Regions from separate parts of the Homo sapiens genome. Here region 2 is linked to region 1. A link is an interaction called in ENCODE POLR2A ChIA-PET data of the cell type or tissue named here. Cell type or tissue: OCI-LY7. All regions are shown on one strand. Each heading gives the region's core, and the rest is flanking DNA. Links, peaks and the distances in the headings are about the cores only.

What was found. ChIA-PET counts read pairs that join two places held together with the same protein. Peaks named below come from ENCODE experiments on the same cell type or tissue, not always from the same donor. Only the 100,000 strongest peaks of a DNase experiment are listed, where the experiment ranks them.
Region 2: POLR2A ChIA-PET joins it to region 1 with 10 read pairs; 2 of 35 experiments call an interaction of 5 or more read pairs at or near these places.

What each region holds. Positions count from the first base shown.
Region 1 is chr19:17,407,008-17,412,144 of GRCh38, forward strand. The region is part of intron 2 of BISPR (BST2 interferon stimulated positive regulator); the gene reads left to right. It also overlaps a transcript of MVB12A not described here. Among named protein-coding and RNA genes, the nearest start is that of BISPR, 3.9 kb to the left of the region's middle. RefSeq lists an enhancer at 335-861. In OCI-LY7, for the core only: no CTCF peak of the experiment used is centred there; no DNase peak of the experiment used is centred there; H3K4me3 peaks cover 990 bases; H3K27ac peaks cover 1,308 bases.
Region 2 is chr19:16,873,383-16,878,519 of GRCh38, forward strand. It overlaps SIN3B (SIN3 transcription regulator family member B), which reads left to right. Exons shown (of 19, transcript NM_001297595.2): 15 at 2,673-2,846; 16 at 3,104-3,196; 17 at 4,163-4,257; 18 at 4,801-5,008; 19 at 5,115-5,137. Among named protein-coding and RNA genes, the nearest start is that of F2RL3, 13 kb to the right of the region's middle. RefSeq lists an enhancer at 2,450-2,599. In OCI-LY7, for the core only: no CTCF peak of the experiment used is centred there; a DNase peak (open chromatin) is centred at 2,639.

The DNA.
Region 1 (5,137 bases), core at 397-4,396:
GCCTGCTAACTTTAGGGTTAGTTTGGGACCAGGTCGGAAATCACAATTGCATGAATTGCACATTGGAGGCCAGGGTGGTGCACCTCTGGGCAAATGAATTTCCTCTCTTAGCATTGATTTCCCCAGCTGTAAAATGTGGATAATAATAGATTGATGTCCTCTCTAAATTTTGCAGCTGTAAACAGTCCCAGCCCTGCAAACCGAAAGTTTGTTGCTCTTCCCTTTAAAATTACTGTAGGGACCAGCCCCACAGGGTCAGTGGGTCTCTCCCTGTGTGCGGCGACGAGAGAGTGTAGAAATAAAGACACAAGACGAAGAGATAAAAGAAAAGACAGCTGGGCCCGGGGGACCACTACCAGCAATGCGCGGAGACTGGTAGTGGCCCCGAATGTCTGGCTGTGCTGTTATTTATTGGATACAAAGCAAAAGGGGCAGGGTAAAGAGTGTGAGTCATCTCCAATGATAGGTAAGGTCACGTGGGTCACGTGTCCACTGGACAGGGGGCCCTTCCCTGCCTGGCAGCCGAGGCAGAGAGAGAGAGAGGGGACAGACAGAAAGACAGCTTATGCCATTATTTCTGCATATCAGAGACTTTTAGTACTTTCACTAAATGACTACTGCTATCTAGAAGGCAGAGCCAGGTGTACAGGATGGAACATGAAGGCGGACTAGGAGCGTGACCACTGAAGCACAGCATCACAGGGAGACGGTTAGGCTGCCAGATAACCGCGGGCGAGCCTGACTGATGTCAGGCCCTCCACAAGAGGTGGAGGAGCAGAGTCTTCTCCAAACTCCCCCAGGGAAAAGGAGCCTCCCTTTCCCGGTCTGCTAAGTAGTGGGTGTTGTTCCTTGACACTTTTCGCTACCGCTAGACCACTGTCCGCTCGGGCAACGGGCGTCTTCCCAGACGCTGGCGTCACCGCTAGACCAAGGAGCCCTTCTGCTGGCCCTGTCCGGGCATAACAGAAGGCTTGCACTCTTGTCTTCTGGTCACACCTCACTATGTCCCCTCAGCTCCTATCTCTGTATGGCCTGGTTTTTCCTAGGTTATGATTGTAGACCGAGGATTATTATACTATTGGGATAAAGAGTAATTACTACAAACTAATGATTAATGATATTCATATATCTCTAAGATCTATATTTGGTATAACTATTCTTGTTTTATATTTTATTATACTGGAACAGCTCGTGTCCTCAGTCTCTTGCCTTGGCACCTGGGTGGCTTGCCGCCCACAATTACAAATGGTGGGATGGGTGCAGTGGCTCATGCCTGCAATCCTAGTACTTTGGGAGGCTGAGATGGGAAGATTGCTTGAGGCCAGTAGTTCGAGACCAGCCTGGTCAACATAGAGAGATCCTATCCCTATTTAAAAATAAATATATATATATATTTTAAGTACATATATTTATTTTATTTTGTTTTAATTAATTAATTAATTAATTAATTTTTTTTGAGATGGAGTCTCGCTCTTGTTGCCCAGGCTGGAGTGCAGTGGCACGATCTTGGCTCACTGCAACCTCTGCCTCCGGAGTTCAAGCGATTCCCCTGCCTCAGCCTCCTGAGTAGCTGGGATTACAGGCGCCCACCGCCATGCCTGGCTTATTTTTGTACTTTTAGTAGAGACAGGGTTTTGCCATGTTGACCAGGCTGGTCTTGAACTCCTGACCTCAGGTGATCTGTCTGACTCAGCCTCCCAAAGTGCTGGGATTACAGGCGTGAGCCACTGCACCTGGCCTATATTTTATTTTATATTTTTAAATATATAATGTATTTTTATATATTGGTTGGTGCAAAAGTAATTGCGGTTTCTGCCATTACTTTTTTTTTTTTTTTTTTGAGAGGGAATCTCTCTCTGTCGCCCAGGCTGGAGTGCAGTGGTACGATCTCGATCACTACAACCTCTGCCTCCTGGGTTGAAGCGATTCTCCTGCCTCAGCCTCCTGAGTAGCTGGGACTACAGATGCCTGCCACCATGCCTGGCTACTTTTTGCATTTTTAGTAGAGATGGGGTTTCGCCATGTTGGCCAGGCTGGTCTCAAACTTCTGACCTCAGGTGATCCACCCAACTTGGACTCACCAAGTACTGGGATTACAAGCGTGAGCCACCGTGCCCGGCCTATATTTTATTTTATATTTTTAAATATATTCTCCCTCTGTCACCCAGGCTGGAGTGCAGTGGTGTAATCTCGGCTCACTGCAACCTCTGCCTCCTGGGTTGAAGTGATTCTTCTGCCTCAGCCTCCTGAGTAGCTGGGACTACAGATGCCTGCCACCATGCCCAGCTACTTTTTGTATTTTTAGGAGAGACGGGGTTTCGACATGTTGGCCAGGCTGGTCTCGAACTCCCGACCTCAAGGGATCCACCCGACTTGGCCTCCCAAAGTGCTGGGATTACAGGCATGAGCCACCGCTCCCAGCCTCTGCCATTACTTTTTTTTTTTTTTTTTTTTTTTTGAGATGGAATTTCACTCTTGTTACCCAGGGTGGAGTGCAATGATGCAATCTTAGCTCACCACAACCTCTGCCTCCTGGGTTCAAACAATTCTCCTGCCTCAGCCTCCCTAGTAGCTGGGATTACAGGCATGCGCCACCATGCCCGGCTAATTTTGTATTTTTAGTAGAGAGGTTTAGGTTTCTCCATGTTGGCCAGGCTGGTCTCAAACTCCCGACCTCAGGTGATCTGCCCGCCTCGGCCTCCCAAATTGCTGGGGTTACAGGCTTGAGCCACCGCACCCAGCCTTTTTTTGTTTTTTTCTTTGAGATGGAGTCTCGGTCTGTCTCTCAGGCTGGGGTGCATTGGCACGATCTCGTCTCACTGCAACCTCTGACCTCCGCCTCCTGGGTTCAAGCAATCCTGCTGCCTCAGTCTCCTGAGTAGCTGGGATTACAGGTACCCGCCACCACGCCCAGCTAATTTTTGTATTTTTAGTAGAGACGGGGTTTCACCATGTTACCCAGGCTGGTCTCGAACTCCTGACCTCATGATCCGTCCATCTCGGCCTCCCAAAGTACTGCGATTACAGCCATGAGCCACCACGCCCGGCCTTCCATTACTTTTAATGGCATTAATTAATTATGCTTACTAAAAGTTATGGCAGAAACCACAATTACTTTCGCAATAAAATTAGAAATGGAAACTGTTATGCTACCATTCTTTTTCTTTTTTTATTTTCTTTTGAGACAGAATCTTGTCCTGTTGCCCAGGCTGGAGCGCAGTGGTGCAATCATAGCTCACTGCAGCCTTGACCTCCTGGGCTCAAGCAATCCTCTCACCTCAGCCTCTGGCGTAGCTGGGACTATATGTGTGCACCACCACGCCCAGCTAATTTTTTATTTTTTGTAGAGATGGGGGTCTCAGTATGTTTCCCAGGCTGGTCTCAAACTCCTAGGCTCCAAAGATCCTCCTGCCTCAGCCCCCGCAAAGTGTTGGAATTACAGGAGTAAGCCACTGCACCCAGCCGCTAGCATTCTTTTGGTTTTAGCTTCATATATATATATATATATATATATATATATATACACACACACATATATATATACACACACATATATATACATATATATACATATATATATACACACATATATATATACACATATATATATATAATTATTATTATTTTAGAGAAACATTTCAGTTGGGAGCAGTGGTTCATGCCTGTAATCCCAGCACTTTGGAGGCTGAGGCGGGTGGATGACCTGACGTCAGGAGTTCGAGACCAGCCTGGCCAACATGGTGAAACCCTGTCTCTACTAAAAATACAAAAACTAGCCAGGCGTAGTGGCAGGTGCCTGTAATCCCAGCTACTCAGAAGGCTGAGGCAGAAGAATCGCTTGAACCCAGAGGCAGAGGTTGCAGTGCAGTGAGATCGCGCCACTGCACTTCAGCCTGGGCGACAGAGTGAGACTCTGTCTCAAAAAAAAAAAAAAAGAAAAGAAACATTTTATTTTATTTTATTTTATTTATTTATTTTTGAGACAGAGTCTCACTCTGTCACCTAGGCTGGAGTGCAGTGGCGCGATCTCCACTCACTGCAACCTCCAACTCCCTGATTCAAGCAATTCTCCTGCCTCAGCCTCCCAAGTAGCTGGGATTACAGGCATGCGCCACTACGCCCAGCTAATTTTTGTATTTTAGTAGAGACAGGGTTTCACCATGTTGGCCAGGATGGTCTCGATCTCCTGACCTCGTGATCTGCCCACCTCAGCCTCCCAAAGTTCTGGGATTACAGGCGTGAGCCACCGTGCCCGGCCAACATTTTATTTTAGAATAGTTTTAGATTTGCAGAAAAAAAACAGTGAGGATAATAGAATTTCCCACATTCCCTACACCCAATTTCCCCTCTTTTATTTATTTATTAAAGACAGGCTCTTGTTCTGTCGCCCAGGCTGGAGTGCAGTGGTGTGATCATAGCTCACTGCAGCCTTTGACCTCCTGGGCTCAAGCGATCCTCCCACCTCAGCCTCCCGAGTAGCTGGGACCACAGATGCTCAGTACCACACCTGGCTAATTTTTTTACTTTTTTTGTAGAGATGGGGTCTCACTATGTTGACCAGGCTTTTCTCAAACTCCTGGGCTCAAGCGATCCTCCTGCCTCAGCCTCCTGAGTAGCTGGGACTACAGCCACTCACCACCATCACGCCCAGCTAAGTTTTGTATTGTTTGTAGAGACGGGATCTCTGTATGTTGCCCAGGCTGGTCTCAAACTCCTGGGCTCATGTCATCCTCCTTCCTCAGCCTCCCAAGGTGCTGGGATTATAGGTGTGAACCACTGCACCTGGCTAAGAAAAAAAAAATAGGAGCAAAGATCATCCGCAACCATCCCTCAGCTGTTTCATTTCTGTTTATTACACTACATGCATATTTCACTTACTTTGGGATACTGAGATGTGGCCCCGGATGGGCTTCTGAGGACAACTCCATGCCTGTAGGAAGTCGCTGGCCCCAGGGCGCTCAGCGGGTGGGGGCGATTCTGCTCCAGGGGACATTTTTATTGTCACCGCGGGGGCTGGGAGTGCCGCTGCCATCTAGGGATGTAGGCCAGGGATGCTGCTCAACACTACAGTGTACAGGACGGCCCCCCACAGTAAATGATCAAGCCCCAAGTGTCAGAGGTGCCACCAGACGTGACA
Region 2 (5,137 bases), core at 869-4,868, 530 kb before region 1:
CATCACCATCCACAGCAGTGGCCACTCCCCAGGTGAGGGAAACACGCACGGGGCAGCCTGGAGAGAGGACACCCAGGGCCCAGCACATGGTGTTGGGGAAGTGACGCAGGGGACGCCAGGGGGCTGGCAGTCTGTCCCCTCCCCCCCCCCCCAGGCTGGGCACCCCTCATGGGCCATGGCTTCGGGGACAGCAACCTTGCTTGTGACACCAGGAGATTGGACCAGATGGTTTATGGAAAGCATTGATTAATGCTTTAAAAAAATCCCCCCCTTCCATAAACAACTCCTCTAGAACCTGTTAAAAACAAAGCAATGAAAATGGGGCTGTCTGGCTGGAGCTGTAGTGAGAGCCACATGCTGCCCTGCTGTCCCAGCTGTGGCTGCACCACACCCCAGCTGCATCTCCCTGGGCCAGGTGCTCACTGCGGGCCCCTCCACACTGTTTGTAACCTGCCTCGAGGCCATGTCTGGACTCTGCCTCCCTTTTTCTTAAAAATTAGCATTGCTGTTTTTTAGCAGTAGCAGTTGGCATTCAGTGGGCACTTGCTGTGTGCCAGGTACTGTCTGAAACCTATGCGTGTCCAGGTGTTATTGTATCCATTCAACAAAGCTGCACATGGAACCCCCAAGGAGTGTGGTCCCCTGACCAGGGCCTGGGCTGTGCAGGCGGGTGATTCACACAGCCCTGTCTGCCCCACGATCCCTGCTGTTTCCATTCCTTCCTTCTTCAGTGCAAAGGTAAAAGGAGTAGCAGTGTATTTACAGCCAAGCATTTAGGGGAAAGGAACAGCCTGCACTCAGGCCACCTTCAGCTCATTCCTGGGTTTGCTTTGGAACATATTTTTCCGTGTCTTTTCTGTGTGTTTCTCACACCCGGGCAGGGTTTGCTGGTCTGGCCTGGTCTGTTTTGTTCAGGTCTGGTCTGGTCTAGTTTTGGTCTGGTCTGGTCTGGTCTAGTTTTGGTCTGGCCTGGTCTGGTCTGGTTTGGTTTTGGTTTGGTCTGGTTTGGTCTGGTCTGGTCTGGCTTTGGTCTGATTTGGTTTGGTTTTGGTTTGGTCTGATTTGGTCTGGTCTGGTTTTGGTCTGGTCTCATCTGGTCTGGTGTGGTTTGGTTTTGATTTGGTCTGATTTGGTCTGCTCTGATCTGGTCTGGTCTGGTCTGGTTTGGTTTGGTTTTGATTTGGTCTGATTTGGTCTGGTCTGGTTTGGTGTGGTTTTGGTTTGGTCTGGTCTGGTCTGGTTTTGGTCTGGTCTGGTCTGATCTGATCTGGCCTGGTTTGGTTTGGTTTTGGTTTGGTCTGATCTGGTCTGTTTGGTCTGGTTTGGTTTGGTTTTAGTCTGGTCTGGTCTGGTTTTGGTATGGTCTAATCTGGTCTAGTTTGGTTGGTTTTGGTTTGGTCTGGTTTGGTGTGGTTTGGTCTGATCTGATCTGGTCTGGTTTTGGTCTGGTCTGATTTGATTTGGTCTGGTTTGGTTTGGTTTTAGTCTGGTCTAGTCTGGTCTGGTCTGGTTTTGGTCTGGTCTAATCTGGTCTAGTTTGGTTGGTTTTGGTTTGGTCTGATCTGATCTGGTCTGGTTTTGGTCTGGTCTGATTTGATTTGGTCTGGTTTGGTTTGGTTTGGTTAGGTTTTGGTTTGGTCTGGTTTGGTCTGGTCTGGTCTGGTTTTGGTCTGGTTTGGTTTGGTTTTGGTTTGGTCTGGTCTGGTTTAGTTTGGTCTGATCTGGTCTGGTCTGGTTTGGTTTTGGTTTGGTCTGGTCTGGTTTTGGTCTGGTTTGGGTCTGGTCTGGTCTGGTCTGTTTGGTCTGGTCTGGTCTGGTCTGGTCTGTCTGGTCTGGTTTGGTCTGGTCTGGTCTGGTCTGTTTGGTCTGGTCTGGTCTGGTTTTGGTCTGGTTTGGGTCTGGTCTGGTCTGGTTTTGGTCTGGTTTGGGTCTGGTCTGGTTTGGGTCTGGTCTGGTTTGGTCTGGTCTGGTCTGTTTGGTCTGGTCTGGTTTGGTCTGGTCTGGTCTGTTTGGTCTGGTCTGGTTTGGTCTGGTCTGGTCTGTTTGGTCTGGTCTGGTTTTGGTCTGGTTTGGGTCTGGTCTGGTCTGGTTTTGGTCTGGTTTGGGTCTGGTCTGGTTTGGTCTGGTCTGGTCTGTTTGGTCTGGTCTGGTCTGTTTGGTCTGGTCTGTTTGGTCTGGTCTGGTCTGGTCTGGTCTGGTTTGGTTTTGGTTTGGTCTGGTCTGGTTTTGGTCTGGTTTGGGTCTGGTCTGGTCTGGTCTGTTTGGTCTGGTCTGGTCTGGTCTGTTTGGTCTGGTCTGGTCTGGTCTGGTCTGGTCGGTTCGGTCTGGTCTGGTCTGGTTTGGTCTGGTCTGGTCGGTTTGGTCTGGTCTGGTCTGTTTGGTCTGGTCTGTTTGGTCTGGTCTGGTCTGGTCTGGTCTGGTCTGTTTGGTCTGGTCTGGTCTGTTTGGTTTGGTCTGGTCTGGTCTGGTCTGTTTGGTCTGGTCTGGTCTGGTCTGGTCTGGTCTGTTTGGTCTGGTCTGCCCACAGCCTGTCAGGATTCTGGTCTCTTCATCCCTGTGTCATGCACTCTCCATCCTGATGTGTTTCTGGCCTTTGTCGACTTCCTCTGTGGGTGAGGTGGGGACTCCCGCAGGAGGCGGGGTGGCCGCACCACCTGCTTTCCTCCCGCCAGCTGCACCACCTCGTGAGCGATGACGTCTGCCTGAAGGTGGTGGAGCTCTACCTGAACGAGAAGAAGCGGGGTGCCGCTGGTGGGAACCTGTCCTCCCGCTGCGTCCGCGCTGCTAGGGAGACCAGCTACCAGTGGAAGGCTGAGCGCTGCATGGCCGACGAGAACTGCTTCAAGGTGAGAGGAGGCCTGGGGCTGGGAACACGCCGGGAGGCCCGGCCGCTCACTCCGCTCTGGACTCAGTCCTGGGTGGACCCTGGTTCAGCGGCTGGGACACCGGCCCTGCTGCAGAGCCCATGAGGTACCTTTGACCTGCAGGAAGCATCAGGGCTTTGGGAGGGTGGCAAAGGCGGGAGGCGGGTGGCCTTGCGAGCCTGCGCTGTGCCGGCTGGGCTGTGCCGGCAGTGGAGGCTGTCAGCGTTCCTGCTCCGCAGGTGATGTTCCTGCAGCGCAAAGGGCAGGTGATCATGACCATCGAGCTCCTGGACACCGAGGAGGCCCAGACGGAGGACCCTGTGGAGGTCCAGGTGAGGCCCTGGCCCCAGTCTGTGCCACGCATACCAGGGAGCGCCTGAGGGCAGCAGCATGGGGCTCCCACCAGCCAAGCGCAGGCCGCGCAGCATCCAGAGACCCTCCCTCTGCAGGCCACAGGCTCTCCTTGAGGCCTGGTGGGTGGGGTTGCCTCCCTCCCTGCTCCCCCACCAGGCTCTCTTCTGTGCCCCCTCTCCAAAGAGCAGACCACTCCTCCTGAGCAAGCGGTTGTGTCCCAGGGCAGGAGGGGAACCAAGCCACCTCTCCCTGGCCCCCGACTCCCACTCAGGGCATCCCGTGGCTGTGACCTCTGCACCTCTTGTGTCAGGGCTGCATCCTGTTCCTAATCCCCAGCAGAGGAGCCACCTGGGCCCAGCTCCCAGTCACAATTTTTGCGGGGACAGATGTTTCCTGCTCACCTCCCGCATCCTGGTGACAGTGAGGCATTGACCCGTGTGTGTCCCCAGGGTGGTCATTGGGGCCTGCAGCTCCCGGCACCTGCCAACAGGTCCAGTGTGTGTGCACATTACTCAGCTAGGCCAACCCCATTCATTTCCTGGGGCTACCACCACAATGACCACAAACCACGTGGCTTCAAACAACAGAAGTCTATTCCCTCAACGTCCTGGAGGTCAGCAGTCCACAACCACAGTGTGGGCCGGGCGGTGCTCCTGCCAAAGGCTCTGGGGCGGATCCTTCCTGCTCTTCCAGCTTCCGGGGGCTTCTGGCGCTCCTCAGCTGTGGCCTGGTTGTGTGAGTCCCGCTGTCACTGGGTCCTCTGTCAAGAGCTATAGTCTGTTGGGGTCTCCGTCAGGGATCAGAGTCCTCTGCAGCGGCTCTCCTCATGCTCTGGCAGTGGGGGGCACAGAACCCCTGTGAGCTCCTGAACTCAGAGTCCAGAGTAAGAGTGGCCATAGCCCTGCTGTAGGGGCATCACGGGCTGTGTCTCTCCCTGTCCCCAGCACCTGGCTCGGTACGTGGAGCAGTATGTGGGGACCGAGGGCGCGTCCAGCTCGCCCACTGAGGGCTTCCTCCTGAAACCTGTGTTCCTGCAGAGGTAAGAGGCCCTGAGATGCATGCTCTGTTCCTTCCTTCCTGGGCCCAGGGAGTGTCCCCTTTGTCCTGACGGGGGCTGGACCATGGCACACTGTCTGGGAGCACTTAGTAGGTGCCTGCTGTGTGCTGAGGCAGGCCCTGCCCTTTTGAGGCTTGTGGTTTGCAGTGGAGGGATTAGTAACCCCAGGACGGTGAGGTGTAGGAGGGGCAAGGCCAACCCCACGATGCGTCAGTGGGTGAAGAGTGAATGCCCGGACTGGAGGGAGACGCTGCCAGAGCTGGTGGGGCCAGGCCAGAGGCGGGTGGCTGTGGCAGGACCCTGGACCACCTCAGGTCGGGCTAGGATGGCACCTATGGGACCAGTGGGGGCTGCTGGTGGGTGTTCAGATCTGGGGGCATTTCTTGTTGCTTCCATTTGCTTTCTGTGGACCCCTGGGAGGTAGCACATCTTCTGATGGTCCCAGGCCTGGGGGTTTCCCAGCCTGCAAATCCTCCTCCCACAATGCCGAGAGCCAGAGTCCATTCCACCTCCTTTCGCCCCCAGGAACCTCAAGAAGTTCCGCCGCCGGTGGCAGAGCGAGCAGGCGCGGGCCCTGCGCGGTGAGGCCAGGAGCTCCTGGAAGCGGCTGGTGGGCGTGGAGAGCGCCTGCGACGTGGACTGCCGCTTCAAGCTCAGCACTCACAAGATGGTGTTCATCGTGAACTCCGAGGACTACATGTACCGTCGCGGGACCCTCTGCCGGGCCAAGCAGGTGCCAGGGGAGGCCTGGGCTGCCCCGACATGCCCCTCCTCACCCCAAGTCCTGGGGCCCTGGGGGTCCAGCCCTCAGCTGCCCTGACACCCGGCCTCTTCAACAGGTGCAGCCCCTGGTCCTGCTCCG